Regions from separate parts of the Homo sapiens genome. Here regions 2 and 3 are each linked to region 1. Evidence: chromatin loops called from intact Hi-C (ENCODE). Cell type or tissue: ascending aorta. All regions are shown on one strand.

Region 1 (8,000 bases):
TATGCTTAATGTTGTGCAGCAGATGTCTAGAACGTTTTCATCTTGCATGAGTGAAACTATGCCCACTGAACAGCAACTGCCATTCCTCCTTGCCCCCAATGCTTGGCAGCCAGCATTCGACCTTCTGCTTCTAAGAGTATGACTAGTTTAGATACCTCTTAAGTGGAATTTTGCAGTATTTCTCCTACTGTCATTGCCCTTTACTTTTACCTCAACTAAATAATTTAGATTCAATGTAGAACACAAAATTAATAATAGAACATAAAGAATAAACTAAGTTTTTCACACCCCATTCAAACATCAAATTGAATAATATGCTGAAAGAATAAGGTGTGTGTTTTTACAACTCTTGCAATTTTAAACCTGTATTAATATATCTTAGAAATGAGTTGACCTTGAGCTACACTACAATGCTAAACTCTCAGAAGCTTATAATCACCGTAGTCCTCAGATCTTTCCTAAGGAACGTAACATTTTGACACAGAAGAATCCTTGCATTTTAGCTTTTAACAAAATCTCAAGCAGTCTGTTAACCAGATTACCATCAGCATCATCAGAAATGGGGAAAAGGAAAGGCTTTGGTGGGTGGGGCAGGGGGTTGATAAAACCTAAGAATGGAGTGAGAAATCGAGTAAAACTCAATGATGCCTATAGGCCATATTACTTGGTAATACAAAAAAATAGATATATATATTTGACCCAATAACACGACATCAAAAACTATATAGTTTGATAATACTTGGACAAATTTTGAAATGATAGATACATGAATTTTTTTCTAGAATCAAATACAACAAACTCTGCATTTGCCTTTGAAGAGTGAGATTATTAAGGGGTATTAGGTATATAAAGGGAATTCGATTATAAAGAGAAACATTTACACTTTATTTTATACTTAGTGTTTAATTTATTTACTTTTGCACTTATTAATTTGATGTATAGGTAAAAAATTAAAATATTTAAAGCTCTCTTCAATAGACAAAAATGTTTTTTTTAAACATATCACTTTTACCTACAGTTAGTACTTCTTTTGTTTCAGGGTTTAAAACATAAAATGTTTTGAAACAGATTTGCTGATTTTCATTATTGATGGTCTGAAACGTTTGCTCTTAGAAGGATGTTAGTGAAGGAGGTTTATCTTATCAAATTCTATGAGTTAGCTACTGCAATACAGTAGAGCACCCCAAAATTTAGTTGCTTAAAGCAGCAACCATAATTCGGTGGGTGAACTATTTGGCTTGACCTCAGCTGGGTGGTTTTTGTGGTCTGTGCCAGGCTAGGCTGACCACAGCTGGGCTGTCTCAGTGCGGCCATGGTCAGCTGCCAGGATGACGAGGAACGAGTCAGTTAGTCTAGGATGGTCTCTTTTGGAAGGGCTTATGTCTGCTCCATATGGTCTCTTCCTCCTACAGGTTAGCACAGCCTTGTTCACCTAAGGGTTCATCAGGGTTCCAAGAGATGGAGCAGAAACAGGCCAGGCCTCTCAAGGATTTGGCTCAGAATTGGCCAACAACATCACTTTCACCACATTCTAGGCTAAAGCAACTCACAGGGCCAGCCCAGGTTCAACGGATGGGGAAATAGACTCTGCCACTTTATGAAGGTGTTGCAGAGGCACATTAAAAAGAGGCATGTCTACAAAGGAAGGAATAATTGCAGCCATTATTACTAAGAAATGTACAATACACGGTCTTATGCTACCCCCAAAATTTGTGAATAACCAATAGAATCACTTTGTGGGAACCCGAAATATATCACTTTTCTTAACGTTTGCCCACATAATTATCTTTATACTGGTACAATATAAGCAATTATTCAACTAGTAAAACTAATTAATACTCTAGATATAGCTTCCTTTTAATGTTAACAGCTAACACTGGCTATGAAGCATTTGCTCTGTGCCAGGCAATGTCCTAAGCACAGTATGTCATATCACAAAAGTAGGTGGTGGTTAGGGTTTGGAGTCTGGACCCCAGCTTGCTTTGAATCCCTATGTTAGTATTTATTAGCTGTGTGACCTTGGGCAAGTGAATTAACCTTATTGTGCTTCCATTTTCTACCTATAAAATGGGCTAATAATAAACTTACATAACTCATAAGATTGACATGATGATTAGATTTAATCTATGTTAAGTGCTGGTAACAATACCTAGTGTATAGTAAGGGTTATATAGCTGTCAGCTCTTGTTATCGTCATCATCATCATCATCATCCCCCTCACAATAACCGTGTGGTGGTTAATTTTGTGTGTCATGCATGACTAATACAAACTCTGTGAGGTAGCTTCTATTATTGTCTCCATTTTACGGAGAAGAACACTGAAGTTCAGGGAGACTGACCAAAGTCACAAAGGCAAGATGTGGCAGGACCCTCATTCAAGCCCTGGCAGCTGTTTCGAGTCTGGGCTTTTCATGCCCTACAACACTGCCATGCCACTTAACAGTACCTTCCAGAATAGTTGTCTACAGGTCAAACATATACAGGTCATGTTCTTTTTTCCCCCGTGGTTAACATTTCAGAAGAGCTTTATTTTCCCCACTGCTTGGTTTGCAGCTGAGCAGATATAAGAGGTAGCTGTATGTACAGAAAGAACTCTGACATGCAATCAGCTTAACTCCTACATGCAAAATACAGAGCTGCACACTTGCAGACATCTCGTTTTATCTTCACAGATAACCCATTGGGTATGTATTATCCCCATTTTATAGATGAGGACACCGAGACTGCTCTTGTCCAACATCACAAAGAATGGGTCTACCTCCAAAGCTTTTTCTGCTAGGCAGAATTGCTAAATTAAATGTAAAGAGATTCTATTGTAAACACTTTTGTAAAGTGAATCTGTAATAATCATAACCTAATTTGTTTGTTGTGGAAAGGTGGAGGGTCTCACTTCTTAAAAGTGACTTCATGGTTCAACTCTGATGAATGATTCTGTTCTCTTCACTTCCAGAGGAGATTTGCACCCTAGTTATCGCTGAGACTTTCCCTGAAGATGCAGGGATCTTTACATGTTCAGCAAGAAATGATTATGGATCAGCAACCAGCACTGCCCAGCTGGTTGTCACCTCAGGTATGTGAGGAGTAAAAAAAATGACTGGGTTCTGTTCCCCAGCACCAGTGTGGATGGCCACAGCAGAAAGGCACCGTCCTGGCCAGGTGCAGTGGCTCACACCTGTAATCCCAGCACTTTGGGAGGCCGAGGCAGGCAGATCACTTGAGGTGAAGAGTTCGAGACCAGCCTGGTTAACATGGTGAAACCCTGTCTCTACCAAAAATACAAAAATTAGCTGAGTGTGGTGGTGCGTGCCTGTAATCCCAGCTACTCTGGAGGCTGAGGCAGGAGAATCACTTGAACCCAGAAGGTGGATGTGGCCGTGAGCCAAGATCATCCCACTGCACTCCAGCCTGGGTGACAGAGTCAGACTCCATCAAGGAAGGAAGGAAGGAAGGAAGGAAGGAAGGAAGGAAGGAAGGAAGGAAGGAAGGAAGGAAGGAAGGAAGGAAGGAAGGAAGGGAGGGAGGGAGGGAGGGAGGGAAGGAAGGAAGGAAGGAAGGAAGGAAGGAAGGAAGGAAGGGACAAAGCGACTGTCCCAGGAAGAGAGCTCAGCTCAGCCTTCAGGAATCTGGCCACTCCAGGAGTCACCCTAACAATCTAAGTTCATCGTGAAACAAAGGCTTTAGGGGAGGGGAGAAGAAGGAGTGAAGTGGAGATGACAAACAAAAAGATAATGATCGTGTAGCAACTGAACACACAGGGGGCTTTCTTTAAAATCGTGCAGTCTTGGTCTTGGAAACGATGGAGCTGGTTTCCTAACATCCTCCCGCTAACCTAGAATCATATTCACATTGGAAAGCCACCTCTGCATCAGAGGTGCAGTCACTTTCTCAGCAGTGCCAACACATGAGATCTGGAGATACTTGTACAAATAAGCCATTGTCTGATCCACTGTTGAAACTTCTGAAAAGGTAATACAAGATAAGCCTTCTTGTATAAAATGTAATACAAGATAAAACTCAGAGAAGCTGTAAAGGCCTTCAAACTCAAATTTCACTGATAGTCTGTATCAATGATAGTATATAACTAATATGAAAAAGAAAGCAATGTATTGTATTATTGAAGTCAATTTTCAAAAATATATGGATATTTTCTAAACTCAAAAACTTACCACTAGGGAAGGCAATATGAAACAGCTTTTTTTCTTTTTCTTTTCTTTTCTTTTCTTTTTATTTGTCTGTTTTCTAGTTACTAATGAGCATTAGCTTACTTTAATTGCCTCATCTCTGCCATTCATCTTAAAGATATTTTTAAAATATGTTTTTGACCAAGCCTGGAACATAATGTACATAGTAGGGAATCAATAAATGGGTCATTTGTTAAATGATACGGACTTGGAGAGAACAACTGAATTGTACTTGGATTCCTTCAGAAGAGCAAGAACTTGGTGCTAGGTGGCAGCAGAGACACAACCAAAACTTATTTAGGGACCTTAGAGTGGCAACTGTAAATGCTTTTTCATCTTCATTAAGAAAAGAAATGGGAGGGTCATCTTAAGTGGGAAATGGTTTCTGTGAATGACTACTGTAAGTGCTGAAAGAAACCTAAGTGTCAGGATCAGAGTTACAGAGCAAAGAGGACCCCAGCGTTTTGATTCCGAGTTGGCTTCAACACTGTCCCATCAAATGGCCATAGCAGGAGTGCAGTGTTTAAACAATATGGCCAAAACCCTGGGCTCTATAAGTCTGAGTGGCAAAAATTTGTGTGTAATATTTTCCATTTGTTTCTGCAGTAAATCTGCTATAGGTCAAACATAATCAACAAATATTTTATTTCTGAGCTTTTTGTTTACCTCAATAAGCATTTTTGAGTGCATGCCAGGAGCTCTGCTGGGCTGTGTGGGCAAGGTGCAGAATCTAAAAAAGACGTGATCTCAAGATGCTTTCAGCCTATTGAGGGCAACAAATAAAAATCTCTTTCGTACTGAGTTATAGTTGGAGCAATCACCTAATATGGAAAAAAATATTTTTATGAGATTATGAAATTTTACTTGGACTCCAAGGTTTACCTTCCCTAGCTTTAGATGAATATCCACATAAAACCTTTACAGCTTGAGCCAATTTGAGTAGTGACAGCTAGGATGTTCAGTCGGACCCATGGACCAAAACGTGAGAGGACAAAGCATTGTTGGTTGATACTGTTTGTGTTGTCACTTTTTTTGCCAAGTTCTATCTTTAGCTCTTGTTTGGAATTTTTATGATTCGGTAGCTGGGTTCCCCAAATGTGAGCTCAGTCAGGAAATGAAACGGTAGCACTCGTTCAAAACAAGCTTGAAAGAACCAGGCCCTCCAGCTGGCAGTGCTTCTGCGTCAGATGAGAGCAGCACAATCACCTCTTCTTTAACAACTTCACACAACACAGGGATTCTCAGAAGACTCTGACAGTGTGAAATCACTTGTTGAACTAGTGGCATCTTCTTATGTTTTTCCTCTCTTTCCCCTTCCTTAGCCAACACTGAAAACTGTAGTTACGAGTCAATGGGAGAATCCAACAATGACCACTTCCAACACTTTCCACCTCCCCCTCCAATCTTGGAGACAAGTTCCTTGGAGTTGGCTTCAAAGAAACCATCTGAGATCCAGCAGGTGAACAACCCTGAGTTAGGCCTGAGCAGGGCAGCCCTTCAAATGCAATTCAATGCTGCTGAGAGGGAAACGAACGGAGTCCATCCCAGCCGTGGAGTAAATGGACTGATTAACGGCAAAGCTAACAGTAATAAATCTCTTCCAACACCAGCTGTCCTGCTTTCACCCACTAAGGAGCCACCACCTCTGCTTGCCAAACCAAAACTGTGAGTATTTCTGCATGGTTTTATAATAATTTCCATACCCCTGTTACATTTCCTGTCTGGTGAGAAAAAAACTTTTGCCTGTATTCAACTATGTGGCAAGTTGGCCTTGACTCATGGGACCTTGCTGCCAAGTGGTGTCTTTCAACAATATAAAAGACACCTAAAAATAAAGAAGGGAAATGAAAAGCTTGGTGAAATCTGCCCTTTGCTGAAAGCTATAACTGGTTATGGCTGTGAAAATATCTGTGCCCAGTGTGGGCTTCCAACATACAGCTAAGGATGTAGCCACTCCCTGGAGGCCATGGAAAAGGGGGATCTACTTTCAGCCCTTTATTAAAAGCATTTCAAAAAGTGAGTATAAGTACTTTGCATTTGTTACTTTAAATATTAAGTATCAGTAAGAAGATCTGATATAGACAAGCGGGGAAAGACTAAAAACTGAGGCTGGAAATTCAGGGTGCAGATCCTGGCAGGGCAATGAAACTGGAGGGAAGCAGGCTTGTGGGCAAGAAGAGCGCCCTTCACAACACAGGCTACTTGGCTTGGAATTCCATGGAGCTGCATATTTCCATGAATACCATCTTCACAGTTGATGTCCATTATTTTCTTAGGATGATAAACCTTGCATGAGCTGTTTCCATTGGCACCGCACAGCAGAGAGTTGTTATGAATGGAGCCATTACAATGTCAGAGAGAGGCAGAAATAAATTAGCTCAAAGGGTTCTACCATAGCGCAAGAGACCCTGAATTACTGCCCTGCCAGAGGTTAGTGGAAATGTAAGAGTCATAGTGAATGTGTATGTATTCTATGAGGTCACATTCCCATGAGAATGTATTTGCCAGAACCTAGGAAAGCCCCTTCTATTTACCCATATCTGATGTTTTTGATTTGGGGCAGGAAGGGCTTCTTTAGGGGTTATTCTTTATTTCCCTAGCATTGACTAGCCTACTCTTTTCTCTCTGTGATCAGTTCATTTGTTAGAAATGTTAGAATTTAAAAGATATTTGAATTAGAATAACACCTTACCTTTGTACATCACTTTATTGTTTACTGAGTGATTTCATGAACAACATTAGACTAATCAAATAACAAAAGCAGTCAAAAGAATACCTTAAGTTAAGAAATGGGCTAACAATTATATAAAACCAGACTTCTGGACAATCTTGGGTTGCAGTTTCAAAAATCGATATATTGCTACCCTCTACTTAATTTTGCATTGTGTTCTGGCTCTCTTTTAAGACAGTAGGGCTACTCACTAAGCTTGTACACAATAGTGTGAAAGGTGCTGGTGAACATTTAATACCTATGCGCCATCTCCATTCAGAGGCTGAACAGGTATAATGAGCTAAAAAATGGTGTCCTTAAAAGAGATTTATGCTCTTGTAGCAGCAACCCATAAAATTAATTGCCACTGCTGACTTCTTTCATCTTTGCATTTTGAATATGTATTTGCAGTGCTTTTAATGAAACAAGGGACCTGCTCTCCAGGGAGAGAAAGGGCAAATGTGTTGAATGACTAGGACTTGACTGTGGTCTTGATTAAGTAAAGTCTATCTACTCTAATGGGTATCATAAATTGGATGTAAATCACAGGAGAGCAAATACGAGGAGCTGTTAAGAGGCATCTACAGCCCGTCTTATCTCAGGAGTTTCAACAGCTCTGCAGCTTTTAGCTCTGCTTTGCAGCCAGGTTAATGTATATGGCAAGGGGGTAATATCTACAGAATGTAGACAAAACAACTTCGCGTTCATTAAGAGGATGACAGCTTAAGCACAAGTTTAAAGAACATCAGGATTTGCTTGTGAGTGAGATAAAATATGAATATATATAAATATATAAATATAAATATAAGATAAAATATAAAATAAGATGCAGAAAAAATGGACTTAAATGTATGAGGCCCAAATAAATAGGTTACTCTCCCTTCATGAGGAAATTTAAGGGAAAAAGCAGAACACCTAACCACAAAACCCAACAGCTTAGAAACAACATTTACTTGTACTAGGTTTTCCCATTGTTTTTTTTTTTTTTTTTTTTTTTTTTCAAATCTTCGTATGTTTAAACATATTCTTAGGGAATCACTTGATTTTTGTTTTTTCGTGTTGCATATTTACCTGCCATTTAACTAGGTAGAAAATAATATGTGATGATA
Region 2 (8,000 bases), 120 kb after region 1:
GTCCCACAGTTAATGGCACAGATCACACGTCCTAACTCTCATCTGGTGGCACTCTTTAGTCAGTGTCCCATCACAGCCTGCAAGAAAACCCTGCTGCAGGCCACGTGATGTCATTGCTGCAGCCCTAAGGGCCCTTTGACATGGGCGTAAACAAGCTGAGAATTCAAAGAAAGGTGAAGCTAAACAGGGAAATACTGTTAGAAATATTAGAATAGGCAAAGTGATTTTCACTCTTTAAAGTTTGTGTTCCAGGACAATGAATTGTTGGTCTATCACCCTCTCAAAAATGCAAGAGATGATAATGCTTTGTATTATCCCCAGAAAGATGACTATGGTCAGTATATTATTAGGTTAAAAAAAATAGGTTACAGGCCAGGTGCAGTGGGTCATGCCTATAATCCCAGCACTTTGGGAGGCCAAGGCAGGCGGATCACTTGAGGTCAGGAGTTCAAGAGCAGCTTGGCCAACATGGTGAAACCCCATCTCTACAAAAACTACAAAAATTAGCTGGGTGTGGTGGCAGGCGCCTGTTATCCCAGCTACTTGGGAGGCTGAGGCAGGAGAATCGCTTGAACCCAGGAGGTGGAGGTTGCAGTGAGCCGAGATCACGCCACTGCACTCCAGCTTGGGTGACAGAGTGAGACTTTGTCTCAAAAAAAAAAAAAAAAAAAAAAGTTATAGGCTGAGTGCGGTGGTCACGCCTGGGAGGCCGAGGTGGGAGGATCACTTGAGATCAGGAGTTTGAGACCAGCCTGGACAACATAGCGAGACGTTGTCTTGAACAAAAAAAAATGTTTTAAATTAGCTGGGTATGATGGCACGTGCCTGTAGCCCTAGTTACTCAGGAGGCTGAGGTGGGAGGATCACTTGAGCCTGGGAGGTCAAAACTGCAGTAAGCCATGACTGCACCACTGCACTTCAGCCTGGGCAACAGAGTGAGACCCTGTCTCAAAAAAAAAAAAGTTACAAAATTGTATGGAAACAATTATCTAAGCTATTTTAAGTGTGTGTTTAAATACACATCCAAAAGCCTGGAGGACTATATTTTAGGCAGCTAACAATTTATCTCTGGGAGTAAAATCACAGGGACATTCAATTTTGGTTTATTGTTTAAAGAACAATATTTGGTTTTTAATATTTTACAGACATCGTTATTCATTTAAAAGTCAATAAAGATATTTCCGAGAGAGGAATAGACTACCTGGCTGAAGACAGTGAACCTAGCAATGCTAGTGTTAGATATCAGTAATGACGGCAGGATACAGTTACAGTACTAAACCCTTTAAACAAGTGGTCTACTGGCTATTCAAAACTAGTTAGCATTTATTGGCAGTTACTGAGTGACCACGTTACCGAAACAGCCTGGCACAACAGTAAGTTCAGTAAATGGTAGATATTACCATTCATTCATTCATTCATTCATGCATTCATTTTGTTAACAGCTTATTGTGTGTGAAAGATTTGGTCCCAGTGGCCAAGGAGCACACTCTGGAAGGAGAAAGAAGACAGAAATTGTTGTGACATGGTGTGCCAACCCAGCTACTGGAGGATTATACACAGAGCCAGGGGTGTCCTTAGCTGATCTGGTGAAAGAAAAGTTGGTGATCTGGATTTAGGGCTAAGCCCACAATCTGTCACAAATTTTGCATAGAATATTAATTCTGGAACGAATGAGTCCAGTTCCTCTTTGAAAACACTTCTACAGAAGTTCCTGTGTAGATGAGCGTTAAAATAAGTGACTCAGGGCCTCCAGTAGTTTATGAGCTAAGAGGATCACAGGATAGGATAGGGACCGGGTTCCTCAGATGTTGCTAGATCAAATGCTTTACTCTTCTCACCCTAAGGGCTCCTGAATTTAGCTTTTTATTACACAGAACCCAGTAAACTAATTAATGGAAATCTAAAAATTATCCTTCCTCTTCTTAGAAAAGAAATATACTGCATGATGATTTGTGCTTTTCGATTTAATGTCACACAATCGTTTTTACACTGTATGTGCTTTCCCTCCCCACAGCCCCAGTCCCAGCCCCAGTCTCGCAGTTCCATTCCTTCAGGGCAGCTTCCATTCTACCGTGAGTTTTTATTGCTTTCCCCTAAAACGCTGCCCTGGAGTCGCGTTTATTGGACACTCTTTAGTCTGTAAAGGAAAAAAACACAAACACCGGAGGAGAATCATCCTAACAAGCCGACAACATATCTATGGGCCTAAAAAACTTAAATTCTTTCCCGTTATTAGCACTTCTCGATCGTTCCAGGAAAGCCCGATTTGTAGCTTGGCTGCCCCAGGAAGGGGCCTGCGACCAGAAAGATGCAAAGGGCGGGACAAGGTTACGAGTGGGTGCGGGGAAGCCTCCCTAACCTGGGGGCCGCGTCCCAGAGCTGCGAGCCACGCCTCCTCTCTCCCGCCCGCCGCGCCGCCGGACTCTTATTTTGAAGGGCGGCGGGTGAAGGCTCGGAGCCTCCTGAGTCACCCGGCGGGCGAGGTATAAAGCCCGATACCTGCCCCGCGCCCGGTCCGCGGAGCCCGCTGCAGCTCCCGCTCGCTCCGGACGCGGAATCGGGCAGCAGCGGGAGGCGGCCCGGAGAGCCGAGGTAGGCGCGGGGAATCGGCCCTGAGGCTGGTGGAAGAAATGTGTGAATTAAAGGGAGTGCAGCGTGCAGGGTGGGCCGCGAGTCGGGAGTGCAGGGCTCGGGACAGGGTGGGGGCGGGGAGGACAAGAGACTCGTCAGCGCACTTTCCACCCGGCCGGTTCCTTCCCGAGCCCTCTCCCTCCCCCGGCCCGCGGGAGCACAGATCCCTGAAAGCGGAGCTCCAGATAGGAATGTCTGCATCATCTTGGCAGGGCCCAGACGGGAGAAGATGCTCTGCTGCCACGGACGATCCCTCCCGCTCTCCTAACTCTTCTCTGAACACCTCGCACCCCCACGGCCCCCCGCCCCTCTCTTAATCTTGGCCACGCTCCCTGAGGGGTCAGACCTGGGGTGGGAGAGCAGAGAAAGCGGGGCTGGCAGAGACAGGGGTGAGGGCCGGGAGAGGCGATGACATCATTCCCTGGCAGCTGGCGGGGAGAGGGTGGGGACGGAGGGGTCCCCCCGACCTGAGCCGAGCCCTCCCTTCCCAAGCCCATCCTCCTTTCTTTGGGATGGTTCACCCCACCTGGGCGCCATTCAAAGGAAGTTTGCGCGTAACTCGGGGCGTCCTTTCCCCGGCCGGGTGCTGTGCCCGGCCCGCAGTCGGTGTTTCTTCTGGGCCTGGGGGCGGCGTGGAGCCGGCGGCTCAGTCCCCTCAGTCCCAGGCCTTGGCAGCCGCTTTGTTCACGCCGGGCGCGGGCCGAACCCGAACCTCAGCTGCAGCACTGGCAGCGCGCACCGGCCACGCGTGGGTTCCCGGCCACGGCCGGGCCAACAAGGGAGGGTCCCGTGAGCAGCCAGGCTGGCCCTCCCCGGGCCTGGGTGAGCTCCCAAAGCTGGAGCGCAGGGCTCTAGGCCGGCCCCGCCCCGGGGCTGGGGGCTTCCCGCCCGTTTGTCTCATTTTAACTTTTGGGGGCAGCTCTGTCCCGAATGGTGAGTGGTCCAGACTCTAGAAAGGGGTTTGGTCGCTTGAGCCCGGATTGAGGCTTGGGACCTTTGCTCTCTTGCTGGGGACGGAAGGGGGCGCGCTGGGCAGGAGAGGGGGCGTCTCGGTCGGGTCTCCCTGGGCTCGGGCATCTTCCCACCCTGCGGAGCCGGGTCTTGCGCTGCGTGCCCCGAACAGGCCCGGGCACACCGAGTCCCGTTACTGGTCTTCAGGCGAAATTCCAGGACGGGTGTGCATTCATCAACCTGGGAGTCTCTAGGAGCCAGAGATGACTGGCTCTACATTTTAATGCGTAATCACAGAGAAACTAGCACGAGAAAAGGACAGAGGGACCGACCCAAGCTTCAGAGACATGGAATAATATGATCCTGGTTCATAAGCCTTGAAAAGCTCCCCTCCGCCAGGTTAAGGAATGGTGTCACCAGCCTTGGCTGTGAGGATAATTTCTTGATTTGTGTTATGCAGGCTCCTGTCAGGACTGTCTCCTTAACTCCCACTACCTAAGGAAAAGATAGCCAGAGAATTGTCCAGGGATTTGGGTTTGGGTTGCTTCTAGAAAGACAGCATCTTTCTTGCTATTTTTTTTTTCACATCCCCCCAAAACAATTTTTTTCCCCCTTCAGACTTGGCAGACTTTGATTTAGATAAGAGGTTTGAGTTAATTTGATTTTCCCCATGTCTGTTTAGATCAATGGATATAGGAGATAGTTTGAAGCTAATGTACCCCTATGCCTTTGTGTGAGTGTAAGATTTATAACTTGAGGGAGGCAGTTAATAAATAGCACATCCTTGAACCATAAACATACGAGATAGACAAGAGCTAGATAATAAACAGTTTTTCCCCCAATCCCTAAGCTTTACTTATTTTTTTTACTGATTCTTGTACTTTGTCATTAGAAAAAGGAGTGGGGTTGGTTTCCCAGTGACCGCATTCATTAAGAAACTGGGCATGTACAGCAAGTAGCAAAATATGCCAACATCCACACCATCTCTGGCTATGTGAAAACTTGGTGCCCTGTGTGAGGAGCATGGGGGATGGTTGGAAATAATGCAGCTTTATTTTTATTGTGATTGTTGGAATTCATGAATCATAAAATTCTGATAGCTGGGATGGTGTGGTAGCTCACCTGCTTTAAATAATGTAATAACGACAGGCCCAGTCTGTCCCAGGTGAGGACCACTGACTTAGTAAACAATAAACAGGTGTCCTACTCATAGTAGCCTTAGTGTTGCTTCAGTAGATCCTTATGAGCTCTAGATAGTTTTTAGTTGACTTTTAATATTTTTAAAGGTAACAATAGGCCGGGCATAGAGACTCACACCTGTAATCCTAGCACTTTGGGAGGCCGAGGCGGGCAGATCACGAGGTCAGGAGTTCGAGACCAGCCTGACCAACGTGGTGAAACCCGGTCTCTACTAAAAATACAAAAATTAGCCAGGTGTGGTGGTGTGTGCCTATAACCCCAGCTACTCAGGAGGCTGAGGCAGGAGAATCACTTGAACCCAGCAGGTGGAAGTTGCAGTGAGCCAAGATTACACCACTGCACTCCAGCCTGGGTGTCAGAGCGAGACTCCATCTAAAAATAAAAAAAAAATTAAATGTCACCACCTTGCATTGTACTTGATCTTCAGAATTTTACTCTATTGTCTTAAGCCTTTAAAACTTTGCTCATGAACTATATTATTTGGACTACCTTTGAGGGTAGTTGCATTTTTGCATTTTTGCAAAATATTATTTTCCCTAGGTTACAGTAAACCTTTGACTCTGTTATATTTGAAGCAACTAATTATTCCTGAAACATATAAAGCATTTCCTGGCAATGTTGGTGGAGTTCATACTGCTCAAGGTGCTGAAGTCATTATTTCAAGGGGAAATTATTAGCGTGTTCCAACAGTTCTTAATTGTCCAAACAATTGTTGATTTCCCCCCTTTCCAGATTTCTTTCACAATCATTGGGAACTATAAAAAGGTGTATTCGACATTTTCTTTTGTGTATATTTTCCACTTCAACAATTTTGTATCAAAACGTATGGCACTTTTTCAGCACTTATTTCAAGAGATCCGGATAAACTCTGAGTAATCACAATTCACTATACTTCAAAAATTGCCTCCCATTCAGTATTTTACAAATAATCTTCTACAAGTAAATGGGGAAAATAGACACTAACCATATACTTTTTAAAAATAATACATTAAAAGAGCACTAAAGCGTTCTTTGAAAGTGCTCCTGGTACTATATACGTATTGGCTCATTCTAGCAATGTTCTTTTGAGACACCATACAAGAAATGGAACTCGACCAGATTTGAGAAAAAGCTGCAGAGAAGGTGAGGATTTGTTCCAGGGCCATACAGAGAGGAAATTGAGACACTCATTTCTTCTTAGTTCAGTCTCCCAGGTGTTTAGCCCTAGATCTCTTTGAGATTGCACGAATTTAAGGGATTTTTTTTAAAAAACAGGGAAGCTCTGTTATCAAATTTTAAGAGAGGATAAAGAATTAGAGATGGTAGATGAGAAATGTTTCATCCAAAGAGTTTTTTGTTTGTTTTGTTGTTTTTTTGAGACATAGTCTCGCTCTGTCACCCAGGCTGGAGTGCAGTGGCATGATCTGGGCTCACTGCAGCCTCTGCCTCCCAGGTTCAAGCGATTCTCGTGCCTCAGCCTCCTGAGTAGCTTGGATTATAGGCGTGAGCCACTGTGCCTGGCTCAAAGAGTTTTAATGAATAGAAAACAGTGACCCATTCTTGTAGAAAAGACATGGAGATAAAATGAAATAAGGAGAGCCTGAGGTGTCAGGGAAGGAGAAAGAGCATTTTGAAACTGGTGGCAGGTACAATTCTCTGCCTAACTCCGTGGACTACTTAGGGCACAGATTTCTTCCTGCTCAGTCAGTGTTAGCTGCCTTCCTGGTTATGTGCTTTAGGGTTGACCGTAATTGGTAACATAAGCCATTCCAGTTAGGTGAGCCTCTCTTCCTTGTGTATTTTGGATAATGACTACGAGGAAACAAGATGGAAATGTGGGATGGTTAGCTAATGTCAGTGCCGAGTCTCCCTGCTCAATGCGCGTTAGCCCAACTGCCAAAGCTCTGCCACTATGGTAAGTGAAGATGGTGATTTTCAGTTTGGCAGAGACTGTTGGAAGGCGTAATGGCTTATTTGATGGAAAAGATTTCCTGCTGCGGGAGAAGCTGCCATTTGCAGACAAGGTGTGTCAGCCAGAAGAAATGAGCAATAACCGTTTTCTGGTTTCTACTGGCAAAAGCTTTGTATTTTTTTCATATAGAAGTGTTAAAAATAGATTCATAAGAAAATGCATGAAACCAAGTAAAAAGTACAGACACTGAAATTTCACCAATGAATGGGAGAGAAGAGAGCTAACCTTTGTTGAATAGTTATTGCTAACCAGGTGCTTCAGTTCTCACAAAATTGTGTGAGGTAGGCCCGCCACATTAGAGAACGGGGATCAGGCAAACAGAGATGAAGTACTGCTGGAGCGCCACGCAGGAGACTCTTAAGCTTGGCGTTGACGTCTATGACATTCGGATGCCTTTGTGAGGCTGTCAAACCTACTGCGAAGTAGGCGGCCCTCAGCTTTCAGATGGGTTGTGTTCTGATTGTGGGTTTGTAAAACTCATTGCTGGGAACCCTGAACACACTTTTTCACTGAAACTATGTCATATTTAGTGGTTTCCCAGGCCAGCCCAGAAATCATAGCTGAAGTATTCTGTCTTATTAATAGTACCATAGAACCAAACCACTATATATAACATGGTTTTTGTGGGAAAATGCACTCAGAGCTCCAACTTGAGTTTTTTAAGGTTTTTAATTCCAGTTACAATGGCAAAAGGGACTCCACCTTCTCTCTTTTTCCATTTAAGCCCTGGAGGGAAAATAAAGGTACACAGAGATACATTTCCTTTCACGTTTCCTCATGCTAACAGAGACCCCACCCTGGACTGCAGAGCGATGGGGAGGGGGGATCCTGGCAGTAGCTGGCTTTGTGACAACAGAGGAAAGAGAAGAGGGGGAAGAGAGCACAGGTAGCGGAAGAAGTGAGGTCTAGATGTCATCACCTATGGGACCAATTTTGGATGGCTTATCAATATGAGCTGCAGGCTGACTGACATCGTTTCCTTACTAAACATCATTTTTACTGAGAACTTAGTAACCTAGACCTAGACATTAATGTTACTTAGTTGTATGTTCAGTATTTTTTAAGTGAAGGTTAGTTTTTAAATAGTCTTCAGTAGTAGAAGGAAAGCACATATGTAGACATCTTATTTTTCTTTTTCATGCCAGTCTACTGAATGTCCAAACCAGCACCTATCGGTAGCTGAATACACTCAAGGTAAACCTGGATGCTAATGGATATGATTCGAATTAATCATAGAATATATACCGTTCGTTGAGTACTTCAAACC
Region 3 (8,000 bases), 76 kb before region 1:
TGACCTCTCAAGATGATTCTATTTCCGGAACGCATTTTTTGATATGGTTTCTAATTCAAAAATCTGTCACATCTTTGATATTTCATAGGCTCCATTAAAATTAATAGCTTCATGGGTCCCTCATGAGTTTCTTCCTTAAATTTTCAAACGGTTTGTGGTCTGTTTCTCAGACTGGCCAATGACAAGCAGTTCTGGGACTGGAAGATGGAAGTAGTGAAATAATCTTTAAAAATGTGTAAAAATTAAGCACTGTCTGCCAGGGGCTTTAGAGTTGGCAAATAGCTAGGTCTTTATTAAACGGTTGGTTTTGTTTCTCCTGTTGTTTCTTCCTGATATCCGTCTGTGTGGTAACTGAGTCACTATGACATAATACCGCAGAGAAAGACTGCAGGACAACCAGACGTACACATGTTCATCCCTCAATGAGTCGCAACCTTGGGTCTGTTCCCTAGACATTGGTGGAAAGACTTGATTAATGGCAGACTTGTTCAACATAAAAAAGAACAAAGACCAGATTTATTCTTGGCATTCCCTTTCCTAGGGGCTTACTTGTAATGGGGTAATTAATTTATGGCTTTGCAGTAAGGCGGCATCAGAGGAGCAATTTAACTCACAAGAGGTAACGCAGATGGAGAGTACAACTGAAAGATACCTTGTGTGGAAGGGTACAGAAGGAACCTCAAGCTGGACGTTGATTTCTTTTATCAGTAATACAAATTCACTACTAGCTGCTTCTTGGATTTCCCCCCTTGAGAGCTGCAACGTTTCCTAAATGAACAGAGGTCTTTAGGGAATGCCTCAAACCACAGCTGAATGGGGAGTGGCTTTAGAAATCGCCGGTGGAACTTGCCTGTTACCTTCTTACAATTCCCCCCGCCCCTGGGCAACGCAAAAGCCGTCCTAAGTGCGATAAGAGCATGGAGTGAAGGGAGTTATTTCTGGAGTTTAGCAGCATTCCTCCCCAGGACACACCCTCTCCCCCTCCCCAGCAGCCCGGCACTCCGACACACTCCGCGCACACGCGCCCCTCGGCGAGACGCGGCGCATTCGCGCGCTGGAGACCGGCGGCCTCTCACCGAGCCTGAGTCGTGGCCGCTGCGCCGCCAGGAGGCTTCCCGGGAGCCGGCGGGGCCCAGGACCTCTCGAGCGCAGCAGGCAAGGGGCCGGCCTTTTGGCAGCGCGGCTGCCAGTTAATTTTCTCCGTTGCATTCTGCAAACGAGATCGCATTCAGAGCCCAGAAGTTGCAAGCTGGGAATAAGCGAGATCTGAAAGACCCCCAAGAGGAGCTTGTTTGGGAGTGGGGGCAGACGGCGTTTTGCGCCCAACTGGTAAGTGGCAGCATTAAATCTATGCAGACATGGAGGAAATAAAGCTTTGCAGCCTTTCCAGGCAGTGGCATGCAAGTACTCGTGCGAAGAGTACTGTTTGGGGTGTTTAGTTGTAGTGGACTCAGAATACCGTGTTCCGCCACGGTTTTCCTAATCCCTTCTTCGGACTCCTCTTTGGGGGTTGGCGGGGGCGGGTCCTGCTTCGCGGGACTTTTCTGTTGTTGGAGTTAGGGTGGGGGAGGGGAGAAAGGCGTGAGGTTGAATAATCTCTCCTACCCACCTCACCCTTTTTTTTTTCCATTAAAAAAAATGATACTTTTAGAGAAGCTTCTCTTTCATGTGTTTAACTTGCCTGCTGCGATTTGAGCCCAATGAGTTTGTATTTTCTCTAATTACTTTGTAATCGGCTCCATCCTCGGTTGAAATAGAAGGAAACTTTCACAAAGCAATCAATTTCTGACAGCCTAAGAGCTGCTCAGTTGCTGAATGAGGTCTAGCTGGAAACACTTTGTTTCTCACAAGGTTTTGGTGATTTTTCCCATGAGAAATCTGGGCGTTTTCACACCTGTTGCTTTTCAGTTGCCTCAAAATTGTTTGCTTGTTTGTTTGTTTTCTTGGGTTTCACTTGATTGCAGTTCTTTGTCTAACCAAATCCAATGCTACTTTCCCGGTTCTCCTCTCCCTTTGGACGGGGTCCCTGTTGTTAGCATTCAGTTGGCGGTGGTTCTTAGGGAACAAGTGGCAGGCAGAATACAATAGGGAAGAATGCATTCCTGATGACTCCTCTACCATGGAAAGACTGAAAAACTGACATTCTCCATTAGTTTTTATGGAAAGCATTGCTGACGCTTATAAATATTCAATTTTGGTGAGTTCCTGAAATTATTTAATCCAGAAGTAACCAGCATGACTTTTACAGAGAGAGTTCCCCTAATCTATTTGCATTACAAGCATAGAGACCCTGGCACCTGAACACCCCCAGAATGCTGAAGTCACCTTTCACTTCACTGGCAGGTAGGCTACTGACAAGGAAAGGGGTGATGGAATGTTAGGAGAGGGGCAGCGGGGAAGACCCCCTGAGAAGGGGGCTGTCCTCCAAGGGACCAGCATGATTTCAGCTTTCTGATGATTAAGAAAATCATCAGGATATTGGAGTGTAATTTAACATCCTAGTAGGTTAAGTTGAATTCCTGTCCACATGATGAAAAAGACTTTCTATCAGCCCTTCTCACACTTCCAAGTGGAGCTCAATGGAATGCTTGTTTATTTCTGTTGCCGATAAATCCATGGGAAATCTCTGCTGAACCCAGCAATTTTAAAAAAGCAAGTTCCAGCTTATAATTGCCCGTATAATGGCAAACAGGTTATTTTCAGTAACCTAAGACTCTTACATTTCCCCCCGCGGTTGTTATAGGGGTTACATGAAGATGTTATGAGCATGCATTTGAGCTTACCCACCCCCAACTGAAATGGAAAGTTATCCTTGGGTGTCTGATGGAAAAGATTGTTGCCAGATACCTTAGGAGGCTATAAAATAACATGTTTCTGAAAAGATCATAACTAGTAGACATGAGTGTCTATAGCTACTATATAATTTTTCATTGTTCCTTTAGGAAAGAGACCTACTTTGATCACTACAGTGTTTACATTTGTTGTTTATTTGTTGTATGGTTTTTCTGAGTCTTTTTTCTTTTCTTTTTGCTATTGAAAATCTCCCTTCATTTAAATGAAATCACAGACTAGAAATAGCAATGATTGCTCTCTAGGGCTAAAATTAGAAACTACAAGAGACTTTTTAGACACATCCCTCTTGTCTCATGGAAGGTTCTGCCGAGTTTTCTTTAAAACTCCCACTTAAGCAATTATTGTAAGATGATGTTTACTCTGTAAAATAGCATTTTTATTTGGACAATTTTTTTCCATCAAGCTTTAATCATACTTTGCCAATGCATATTGAACTTTGTTTCTCTGAGGTGCCTAAAGGGACATCCAATACATTTACCATCCCTTCAAAGTCTGTATACTTAGCTCTTTGAACAGTTTCTTAAAAAAATAATAATAATAAATAAACAAAAGCTCCAATGGCACTTGCAAGAGACAAGACTGGGTCCTGTGATGTGATGGCAGATGGCAGTTGCATGAGCTTTGTTTATGCTCAGAACAAGCTCGGTGTCTCTTAAATTAATCATGAATTGAATAATTGATTTCTCACACCTTGGGCTGCATTTAATCTTCAGCTGTACATTTAAAGATAGGTTATGATTGAGGTCTTGTTCACTTGGACGTCCTTTCAAAGCCTATCAAGTGATTTTACAGTTGGGTCATTTCTAATCGTAACACATATTATAAAATGTAATGACATAAACTTCGAGCTTTCCTGGCTTTTCAATTTCCAAGATGGGCTTCAGTGACCTTCCCATTTGTTGGTCAGCCCCAAAGATGGTGGGGCTAATGGATACAGTGGTTTTTCTGTAAATGTAATTAAACGTGCCTCTGCCAGCTGCCTGTGGTATTTGTGAATGTTTTCGTAAGAAAAGCTGTTCTTCGACTTTATCTGCCCACTGTGGTTTGTGGCATGTTGTGCTATTCTGCAGCCTTGCAGTTTTTTTCCTGAATGATTGGGCTATGATGTCATGTGCTATCTCAGCGCAGAACCTTTTCAAAGCTTTGCTGGGGTCTGTGTGCCTGAGCGAGGGGAGTGGAGGCTCCCTCAGAGCGCACTTGGTAGCGACTCCCCGTCTACTCCAGCACATTCCATCGCCTGGAGACCAAAGCCACCAAATGATTTGCGGTCAGAGTGATTTGGGGCTGGTTAGAGATGATTTAAAAGGAAGGTTATGGGCATATGAAGTGTAGCGTAAAGAAAATATATTTTACTACTTTATTGAGACCACATGGCTCCAACTTGAACTTTTTTTTTAAACATGGAAATTGTTGGCTGAACTGGCTCACAGTGTTTTTTCCCTTTTTTTCATTTTTATTGCTCTGAGCGAAGAGCTGTACTCCCTATTTATTATATGCTTGACCTCTCCATTATTTCTGAAAGTTTGAAAAGCTTTTTATGTTTAAAGAAAACAGGAAAACGTAGGATTTATCTGTTGTGCTCTTCAAGGGCCAAATACCATTGCCAGAGAAGAGACCCAACTCTCTCCAATAACTGAAAGAAGGTTTCTTTCTCATGTCAAGCTTGGGAAGCCATCAGTTATGAAAGAGACAAGGGCCAGTCTGTCCCAGGGTACCCGAGGGCCACAGCATATCAGTACTGACAGTGTATCCATGTCTCTTGTTGACTGGGAGAGATGGTTTTGCTCAACCTCCTAAGGGTTCAATATACCCTACGATTAATAATGGGGCCAAATAAAGCATGGTCGATCTTTTCCAATGCCAGAATGGTGATGCTAGGGCTCAGAGACCAGGGGCTCCTTCTCATTAGCGGTCCATGGGAACACATAACACTTGGGTGCAACACTTCGTTTGTGAGACTAAGCAGCCATCTCCTGCCTCTCCTATGTGGGCTACCACAAACTGGCACAGTAAACCACCTATTACCTCTGAACAGGTTCCCAAATCTCTGTCCAGCATGAACTTAAAGTATCTATTATCACTTCACTCTGTGGCTCAGGTTCATCCTATTTCAATCCTCAAGGCATATGCCATAGTCTAATAGTCCATTACAAGCTATCAGATAGCCAGCTCCAACTTGCAATTCGGTGTTATGACACTAGCTAGAGAAGTGCCATGGAAAGCATGTTTGTGAGCATGCCCAGTCCCTTGGCAGCCATCAACCCAGGGTCTGAGGGCCATGACTGTGATGTAATGGAAGGCCTGAGATCTTCCCACCAACCCTTCATGGTTGCTGGTCTGTGATCCATCTGAGCCAGCCTGGATTCCCGCAGTTTGAGTCTGTGTGTGTGTCCAGGGATTTAAAGGAAAACATGTGGAGACCAAATTAGTGTGGCACCTGATGAGAAAATCTTATAGAATTGGAAAAATGTCAAGAAGGCAACATTGTATGATGGAAATCAAACTACATTGGAATTGAGGATCCTGGTTTTGCCACTATGTGACCTTGAACCAGCTATTTAGTAATGTAACATTGATAAAGCACTGTATTACATTTGATCATTTCCTTCCCAAATATGACATGTGATCATCAGAACCACATTTGGAAGCAGGTAGGGCAGGTGGCGTTATTTCCATTCTGCAAGTATGGAAACTGGAGCTCTAGAGGTTAATGACTTGCTCAAGGTCACAAAGCATGTGAGTGGTAGAATTTGACCTCAAACTCAGAACTTCTGCCAGACACGGTGGCTCATAAGCATGAGCCTGTAATCCCAACACTTTGAGAGGCCAAGGCAGGAAGATCACTTGAGGCCAGGAGTTCTGACACCAGCCTGGGCAACATAGTGAGACCCCATCCCTGCAAAAAATAAAATTAGCCCAGTGTGGTGGTGGGTACCTGTAGTCCTAGCTGCCTAGGAGGCAGAGGCGAGAAGATCGCTTGAGCTCAGAAATTCGAGGCTGCAGTGAACTACTATTGTGCCACTGCCCTCTAGCCTGACTGACAGAATGAGACTCTGTCCCAGAAAGTAAACAAAAAAACCCAGAACTTCTAACTTCAAATCTCATGATCTGTCCACCATAGCAAGCAGCCCTCACAATTCTCAACCTCTATAGAACTCACTCTCCTCATTTGCAAAAATGAGACATTTGGCCCAGAAAATTACAGGCCATTCCAGCTTAAAATTCTGTGTCTGATGAATCACTGGCTGGAAGGGACTTTAAGAAATCACTTAGTCATATTCCTTGCTTCCAGAAGGACTCTATCTAAACTATTTTGAAAAGAAAATATCAGCCCTTTTCTTACAGTCCCAGTGCAGAAAAGGGCCCCAGAGAGTGTCCAAGTGCATTTGGGAGTGAGAAAGAAACGAGGAGCTACAGAGCCAGTGCTCAGCAGGGTGATCCATTTCTTGGGCTCAGAAGCAGTGAGTCTTGCCTCCCTGGATGTGAATGTTCAGCCCTGAGATCAATATCTGAAGTAGGAGAGGAGAGTCACAAGCATGCTTTGCTGGTTAGAAAGGAAGTCTGTAAGAGAGATCAGAAAACTGGTAACTCTGTGAAGAGGAAAAGAAGAGCTAAGTGACTCAGTAATGATCTTAAAGTTTATTAAGGACTCCTGGAGAGTGCGATGACTACAAATCAGTGGTAATGTTTCTACTTAAAGATAGAAACGGCAGAATCCTGCTCATTCAGCAGGTGTGACAAGCAGAAAGCTATGCTAATCTAGCCTTACTTTGCTTGTATCGGAGGGGTTGGTGGCAGAATGGGAGTGAAAGGGGCTTCTCCCTGAAGACGGTGCCTAGGAGCCCCACTCCAGTCTTCCCTTCTCTCTCAGCACAGTTCTCAGCCGGCTGGTGTACCAGTTAGTGTCTAGTAACCTTTCTAGGACAAGGGACTACCAGTAGACAACTACCAGCAAGCACAGCAAGTTGCAAGTTCAGTCTCACATTGCTCAGCTAACCCGGTTATAATTTTAAAAACTGATTTGGCTCCATGTTCTTCCTATGTCACTCCCATGAAATAGATGTTACTTTTTATTTAAAAAAAAAAAAAAGTAGTGACTGAGATCAGAAGACAAGTAATTATCACAACTCTACAACTTACAGAGCTTAGACAAGGCATTTCCTACTCTGGGTCTTGATTTCTCATCTGTGAAATGGGCTAACAATAGCCACTTCAAAGTTAAATATTTCTGAGGATTAGCCAGGCGCAGTGGCTCACACCTGTAATCCTAGCACTTTGGGAGGCTAAGGCAGGTGGATCACTTGAGGTCAGGAGTTTGAGACCAGCCTGGCCAGCATGGCGAAACCCCATCTGTACTAAAAATACAAAAATTAGTTGGGCATGGTGGTGAGTACCGGTAATCCCAGCTACCCGGTTGGCTGAGACAGGAGAATTGCTTGAAACTGGGAGGCAGAGGTTGCAGTGAGCCAAGATTATGCCTCTGCACTCCAGCCTGAGCAACAGAGGGAGAATACATCTCAAAAAAAAAAAAAAAAAAAAAAAAATTCTGAGGATCAAATGGGGAAACATAGATGAGCATGCTGTGTAACAGTTTACATCATTATTAAAAGGAGTCCAATTTCAGGCTTTTCTGTAAACCACAAGGTCACAGATGTTTCTTTTTATTCTGCCTTAATTCCATTCCCAAGCCAAAATCAGAATCACAGCAGTTTATCCTCACTTACTATGTGTCAAGCACATAACCACCTTTAATCCTCACAAAAATATTATGAAGTAGATATATTACCCCTATTTTATTATCTGGAAACTATATTCTCACAAAGATAAGCATCTTGCCCAAGATCACATGGCTACTAAGTAACAGAGACAAAGCGGAAACCAAGGCTGTCTCAAGGCAAAGCTGTGCTCTCAGACCTTCAGGGCTCTGAAGAACTGGGGCCCTGTCCTACCTGAGTACAGCCCCAGTCCTCTTGGTTTCAAGTTGCAGTTGATCTCCTGGCAGGCCTTCCAGGGGGTCTCCTCAGCTGTTCTGAGTCTAGATCAGGTCCTTTGCTTAGTCCCTTAGCTAAAGCTTCATCTTAATCCATAGTTTAGTCCATTCTGGCGGCTATAACGAAGTACCATAAACTGGATACATTATAAACAAC

Evidence for each region. Peaks named below come from ENCODE experiments on the same cell type or tissue, not always from the same donor. Only the 100,000 strongest peaks of a DNase experiment are listed, where the experiment ranks them.
Region 2: it touches region 1 in a loop (6-fold over the local background); 42 of 110 quality-filtered maps call a loop at or near these places.
Region 3: it touches region 1 in a loop (3-fold over the local background); 6 of 110 quality-filtered maps call a loop at or near these places.

What each region holds. Positions count from the first base shown.
Region 1 is chr4:168,706,078-168,714,077 of GRCh38, forward strand. PALLD (palladin, cytoskeletal associated protein) reads left to right here. Exons shown (of 22, transcript NM_001166108.2): 9 at 2,951-3,070; 10 at 5,504-5,846. Among named protein-coding and RNA genes, the nearest start is that of PALLD-AS1, 61 kb to the left of the region's middle. In ascending aorta, a CTCF peak has its summit at 4,429; DNase peaks (open chromatin) are centred at 4,474, 4,866, 5,324 and 5,924; H3K4me3 peaks cover 1,591 bases; H3K27ac peaks cover 3,283 bases.
Region 2 is chr4:168,829,580-168,837,579 of GRCh38, forward strand. The region is part of intron 10 of PALLD (palladin, cytoskeletal associated protein); the gene reads left to right. It overlaps LOC124900809 (a long non-coding RNA gene), which reads right to left. Exons shown (of 2, transcript XR_007058361.1): 1 at 3,158-8,000; 2 at 1,947-2,137. Among named protein-coding and RNA genes, the nearest start is that of CBR4, 180 kb to the right of the region's middle. RefSeq lists an enhancer at 2,104-2,964. In ascending aorta, a CTCF peak has its summit at 3,655 (motif pointing right); DNase peaks (open chromatin) are centred at 2,452, 3,022, 3,572, 7,146 and 1 weaker place; H3K4me3 peaks cover 6,367 bases; H3K27ac peaks cover 6,583 bases.
Region 3 is chr4:168,630,572-168,638,571 of GRCh38, forward strand. The region is part of intron 2 of PALLD (palladin, cytoskeletal associated protein); the gene reads left to right. Among named protein-coding and RNA genes, the nearest start is that of PALLD-AS1, 14 kb to the right of the region's middle. In ascending aorta, a CTCF peak has its summit at 1,115; DNase peaks (open chromatin) are centred at 1,110, 1,500, 3,990 and 6,225; H3K4me3 peaks cover 4,786 bases; H3K27ac peaks cover 6,833 bases.